2 separate regions of the Homo sapiens genome follow, and region 2 is linked to region 1. A link is a loop called in an ENCODE intact Hi-C map of the cell type or tissue named here. Cell type or tissue: Calu3. All regions are shown on one strand. Each heading gives the region's core, and the rest is flanking DNA. Links, peaks and the distances in the headings are about the cores only. Region 1 has its middle 74 kb from the start of LINC02725. Region 2 has its middle 250 kb from the start of LINC02725.

The links. Peaks named below come from ENCODE experiments on the same cell type or tissue, not always from the same donor. Only the 100,000 strongest peaks of a DNase experiment are listed, where the experiment ranks them.
Region 2: it touches region 1 in a loop (23-fold over the local background); 16 of 110 quality-filtered maps call a loop at or near these places.

What each region holds. Positions count from the first base shown.
Region 1 is chr11:128,020,363-128,023,288 of GRCh38, forward strand. No RefSeq gene overlaps it. Among named protein-coding and RNA genes, the nearest start is that of LINC02725, 74 kb to the right of the region's middle. In Calu3, for the core only: no CTCF peak of the experiment used is centred there; no DNase peak of the experiment used is centred there.
Region 2 is chr11:127,842,554-127,845,479 of GRCh38, forward strand. No RefSeq gene overlaps it. Among named protein-coding and RNA genes, the nearest start is that of LINC02725, 250 kb to the right of the region's middle. In Calu3, for the core only: no CTCF peak of the experiment used is centred there; a DNase peak (open chromatin) is centred at 1,448.

The sequences.
Region 1 (2,926 bases), core at 131-2,630:
GAAGGAGAATAGAGTATCAGCTGGTGGAACTTACTGCAATTGCACAATGTTGAGTCCTTTGCCACTATTACTCTACAGGCCAGCTTTATAACTCCCAGGCCCAAAGGCTGACATAGGCTTGGAGTTTCAGGTCAATTGTGTGGAGAGCTTGGATACGAACCATGCTCCATCCTGTAAATGTTCTAACTTGGGGGAAATCGGCAATAGACTGCTGGAACAACCTGATTCCGGCAGTAATGAAATATTGTTGGCTATTGATCTACCAGAAGACTGCATTGATTATCTGCCCTGTTGGTGACTAGGAAGCAGTGAAAAGAGACAAGAGGAGAGAACAGCGGCCATGCAGAGAGCAGGTGGTGCATGGTCCAGGCCTCCAGTCTGTTTCAAGAGATCCTGATGCTACTTTCTATGAGTACAGTGTTTGGGGGTGACAGGTTAGCACTTCACTGAAAGAGACATTGAGGGCTGCTGCAAGAACAGAGAAATGGTCAGCTGATCACTGACTTGCTCTCTATTCTTGGGCAGATCATCTTTCCCTGACACATTGTTCCTACCTGTAAATTGAAGATAATAATCCATGGCCCTTTGTTATCACAGTAAGTGGAAAATGAGATCCTGTAGGTGAAGGACGTTGAAGTCACAAAGAGAAAGGAGCTCTTCTATGAAACTTCCAGAGGGTAGTGGCAGCATCAACTGACATTTATGGGCGCTAACTCTGCACAGGGCACCATTGCTTATCCTGTACACTGCATTAACTAAAACTAAAAATTGTCCCTGTCTAGGGAAAGTTTGCCCTTCAAAAATCTTAGCTGCAGAGGTTACATAAATACATTCATAGAAGAAAAAACATAAGGAGGAGGGGAAAGATTTTTTTTAAAGCCCATATCTCTATGTTTAACTGACATGAGATTTTTATTTATTTTTACTACTTAAATTTTTTGAGCCTACACCGCAGGAATAAGCAGAGTCTATTAAAGAGTCTGATGCTGCAAATGATCTTACAGAAGATCACTAGAATTTATGATCAGCTCTGCCCTTGCAACCTGCCTTCCCTGCAGCAGCAGGCGAGGAAGGCAGAGAGGCTGAGAGGTCATTGGCTGACATCAGCAGGTACAAAGTATGCCATCCTTCCAGGTTTGGAGACGTGGAAGTAAACACGGATTGTGCCAGGAGCAAGCTTTGACCTGACTGTGGGGTTGCGGGTGGGGGCATGTGTGTCTGCTGGGCAGCAGGAGAAGAAGTTTCTCTCTGTACTGGGGCTGTGAAAGGCTGGGCTGCCCTCACACTGCAGGTGTCGGGGGCTCAGGAGCCTCTTCTTATCTTTTGTGTGACTGCAACTATTTTCCCAAGAAAATTAAAGTGACTTAGTCAGTTAACCTGAAATTCCCAGCAGCAGATTAGAAGTTTTGTCATCAGACTTTGGTGGCTGAGAGAGCAGAAAGTGCTGAGTGTGACAGAGGTGGGATTCCACTACCACCTAGTGGGCAGCAAGGGGCCACCTCTTTGCCCCTCATGGCTCCAAGGAACATCAAGGGAACTGGGAGGGAAACAGTCAAAAAGGAAGTTAATATAAGTTCTAGGTAGAATTAGACCATCTTGTAGTGCTTCCATCAGCCACCTGATGGGGTGCATTCTGAGCACCCCATCAGGTGTTGATAGTAGGTTGGAGAGCTGCTACCCTCCCTCAGAATTTGGTTCCTGGGCCCTGGAATGACAGGATGCACCCAGCCTGCTTCGGGGCAGTCGACTGGCCAAAGAGAGGCATTGGACCTGATTCGAGGAAACCTATTCTCATATTTGAAGCCAGGGGCTTATTCATCCACTGCAAAATCAGTTCACTGCTGTCAAAGACTATAGCTGAGTCATTTCTAGTTTCCTCCCTGCTGCCTGCCTTATGCACTGAGCATGTTGCTCTTGAAACACATTTTTTTGACAGTAGATGCAGTGCTCACAGTTTTATATGTGAAAGGAAGTGATGTTTATTATGATCACAATGAGACTAAAATGTGAGGATCACTGCCCACAAGCAGTTCATATTCTAGAGGAGCTGGGAGACACAAACAAGTAGTTGCAGAAAAATCTAACAGTGTGTAATGGTTAATTTTATGTGTCAGCTTGGCTAGGCTATGGTATCATTTTTGGTTAAACACCAGTCTAAATATTGCTGTAAATGTATTATTTAGATATTATTAACATTTAAATTAGTAGCTTTTGAGTGAGGCAGGTGATCCTTCATAATGTGAATGTGCCTTGTCCAACCAGTTGTAGGCCTTAAGAGAAAAGACCTCAAAAGGTCTTTTGAGTAGAAGGAATTGTGCCTCCAGACTGCATTTAGATTCAAGGTACAACATTAACTCTTTCCAGGGTCTCCAGCCTGCAGGCCTGTCCTTCAGAATTCAGCCTTGCCAGCCCCTACAATTGCATGAGAGAATTCCTTAAAATAAATCTCTCAATACATAGATGATTGATAGATAGATAGATGACAGATATAGACAGATGATAGATAGGTGATAGATGTAGAGAAAGATAAATGATAGTGATAGATAGATGATTGATAGGTGACAAATATAGACAGATGATAGATATTATAGGCATATGATTGATAAATAGATGACAGATATAGATGGATGATAGATAGATAGATGACAGATATAGACAGATGATAGATAGGGGATAGATATAGAGAAAGATAAATGATAGATAGTGATAGATAGAAGATTGATAGGTGACAAATATAGAGAGATGATAGATATTATAGGTAGATGATTGATAAATAGATGACAGATATAGAGGATGATAGATGATAGATCGATGATAGATAGATAGAGGATGTGTATATAGATCCATAGATCTCTACAGCTATGCACATTCCATTGGTTATGATTCTCTGGAGGACCCTGACTAATACAGATTCATAATGGAGAGC
Region 2 (2,926 bases), core at 121-2,620, 180 kb before region 1:
TTGGCAGTGGGAGATGATAGGCTGAACTGACAACAGGCTCCCTAGTTTAAGGTCCTTGTACTGGAAAGCCCCTCAGAGACCTTCCCATGTGCTGCGTGTCCAGATGATGCTCCCTTCACCCCACCCCACCCTGATGCAGGAATGATTATTCTCTGGAGATACAGAAATGGAAATGGAAAGGACTTATCATGTGCATCAACACAGAAGACAGCATGAGTGAGGTATGAGGCCCAAAGTAGGGAGACGGATTGAGAAATACCTACAGAGAGAACCTCAGGGCCCTTCCCTGATCTGGCTTCCAGAATTCTGCCAGGCATGTATCTTCCCATCTCAACCACACCCCTCATATAAGGGATTAGGAGATTCCCTGGAGACATAATAGCCCAGAGCAAAGATCTCCCTCCATGTACTGACAGTGACAGGTCTCCGAATAAAAAGGACAATTATTATTCATTGTATTTTAGTGCCCCCAGAACTCAAGAGGCCCACATGTATCTACACAGAAATTCCAGTCTGCCTTTTGTGGCCTTGCTCTTTAATATGAACAGACTTTAATGTGAACAAACATGCATTGCCAGACTTCAGACCTTTGAAGAAAATCTTTGACTACAAGAAAAAGGGAGAAAAGGAACTAAGAGAAAAATGAAACAATACAGAGAGCACATGCACACAAATCCCCTTCAAAACATCGTGATTAGTGTTTCCTCAGAACAAATCGAAAATATTGAATCCATCACAAGAGGCAGAGTGCTGTTAAATGAAATAATCAAACCAGAAAGAGAAGTTGTAAATATAACTAAAGTAAGAATAAAAGGTGGAAATATAAAATTAAGAAAATCTCCCAGAAAGTGAAACAAATTAAAAGAAGAATAGTAGAAAGATAATAAAAATAAACTAAGGATAAATAGAGTCCAACATTCAACTAGGAGTCCAAGAAAAATAAAACAGACAAAAATTACCAAAGAAATAATGTGAGAAAATTCTCAGAATGGAAGGATGCTTGTGAGTCTCCAGAGCTCTTGAGTGCTCAGCATAATAAATCATGCCCACACACAGGCATGCACACACGTGCACACATGCGCACACATATACACACGTGCACACACATATACACACATGCACAGAGACAAGCACACACGTGCACACACATGCACACACACACACACGGGGACATAAGAATATTATTTTGAAACTTCCAAACAATGGGGCAATAGGAGAGAAGAAAAATATGGAACATCACACCAAAGAGCTTGGATAGAATAGTGACAGATATTTTTTTATCAGCTATCTGATTTGGGATGATGATAATGTCTTCAAAATCCTGCGGGAAAATAATTCCCAATCTAGAAGTCTATATCCAGCCCAAACAGCTCTTGATGTTTAGAGAACTGATTCTCAAATCTTTATGTGTAACAAGTCACCTGCAGGTGGCGCTCGACACTCCACGTCTCCTGCAGACTCCCTGGTGATGCCAGTGCTGCCTGCCAGTGACCTACGCTTTGAGTAGCAAGGTTTTAGGAGATGCCTGAAAAAACTAAGGGATTAAACCGATAAGAAGAAGCCAAATAATCTTGGAAACAGGTGAATAAACACCAAGGGAAAACCCAAGATTATGGATATGCAGAAAGACTAGAGCTATCAGTTCAGACTTCAGGAGATGGAGGGAGACGGATGTAGTTTTTCACAGAAAAGCACCAAGAAACTGACATTTTCAGAGATGTGGGAAGGAAAGTATTTTCAAATACTAGAGAGATATGGAGAAGCTAGAAAAATAAAACAGCCTCAGGTGAACAGAAAATACACACATTTAAAAAGACATGGCAGTTATTAATTCTAGGGAAAACAAAGCAGTTGTACAAGAAATAAAACATGTTCACAGGACAACATGTGGCTCAGTATTAAACTGTGAGTGTGAGTCATTATTCCAATCCAAATTTCTGCTAGTTAACAGGAGGTTGCTAGAAACTGCAGAGTACATATTGGTGGGTAACTAGTGTAAATGAAAATAAGTAGAGTCTATCTAAAATTAGTAAAACATGAAACAGCAATGTAAGCACATTTGTTAAAAAATAGAGAAAAAAAGAAGTGACTGATTCCTTTGAAAGAGGCTGCTTCTGGGGAGGAGAAGGAGATTGTGAGGGAGTAAGGCAAGGAGGGGTACTGATTTGGCATACACCTTTCAGTATTATATGACTTCAAATGTCCTGTGTGTATGACTTTGACAAAAATTGAGTGTGTGGGTGTGCACATGTGTAGTTCTATTGTGATGGTAGGAAAAATGGAAAAATGTGATTTTTGTGTTCATCCCACTGGATTGTGGCACTGTAGCTAATTCCATCATTTGTTACTCTTTGAAGCTGCCTGCAGGCTTGGGGAACTAGACACTGAAAACTCAGTGCCCATTCATTGCTGAGTCTGATGAGTTTGCTCTTCGCGTTCCATTCATCTCCACCAGCAGGCAGACCTCTGGCCCCACAGGCCCAGGCAAGGAGATCAAATCAGAAATGGCAACCTGATCTCGCCTGTGTCCTTTATTCATTCTGACAAGCCACAAGAAAAGGTCAGCTGGTACCTTTTAACAGGCCAGTAGCTAGATCCAGGAGAGAGGATTTTTATCAGTGAGAAAAAAAAAAAATGCTGCTGTTCTGCAAAACTCCAAAAGTAAACAAAGACATTTTCTTTATAAACCATTTAGAAAACGATATGGCAAGTTTGGAGCAAAAGAGACTCTGTGCGTTTTGCCAAGGAACTGAGCCTCTTTTGGGGATGCTTTCAGATTTCCCAGCCATAACCACTTCATGTCAAGTCCTGTGCAGCCATTCTCAGATATACACACTACGTAAGGAAGAAATGCATTGAAGTAGATAATCCCAAGTACCTCTTAACCTTCAAATAATCATTTAAAATTTCATTTAAAATTCACTTA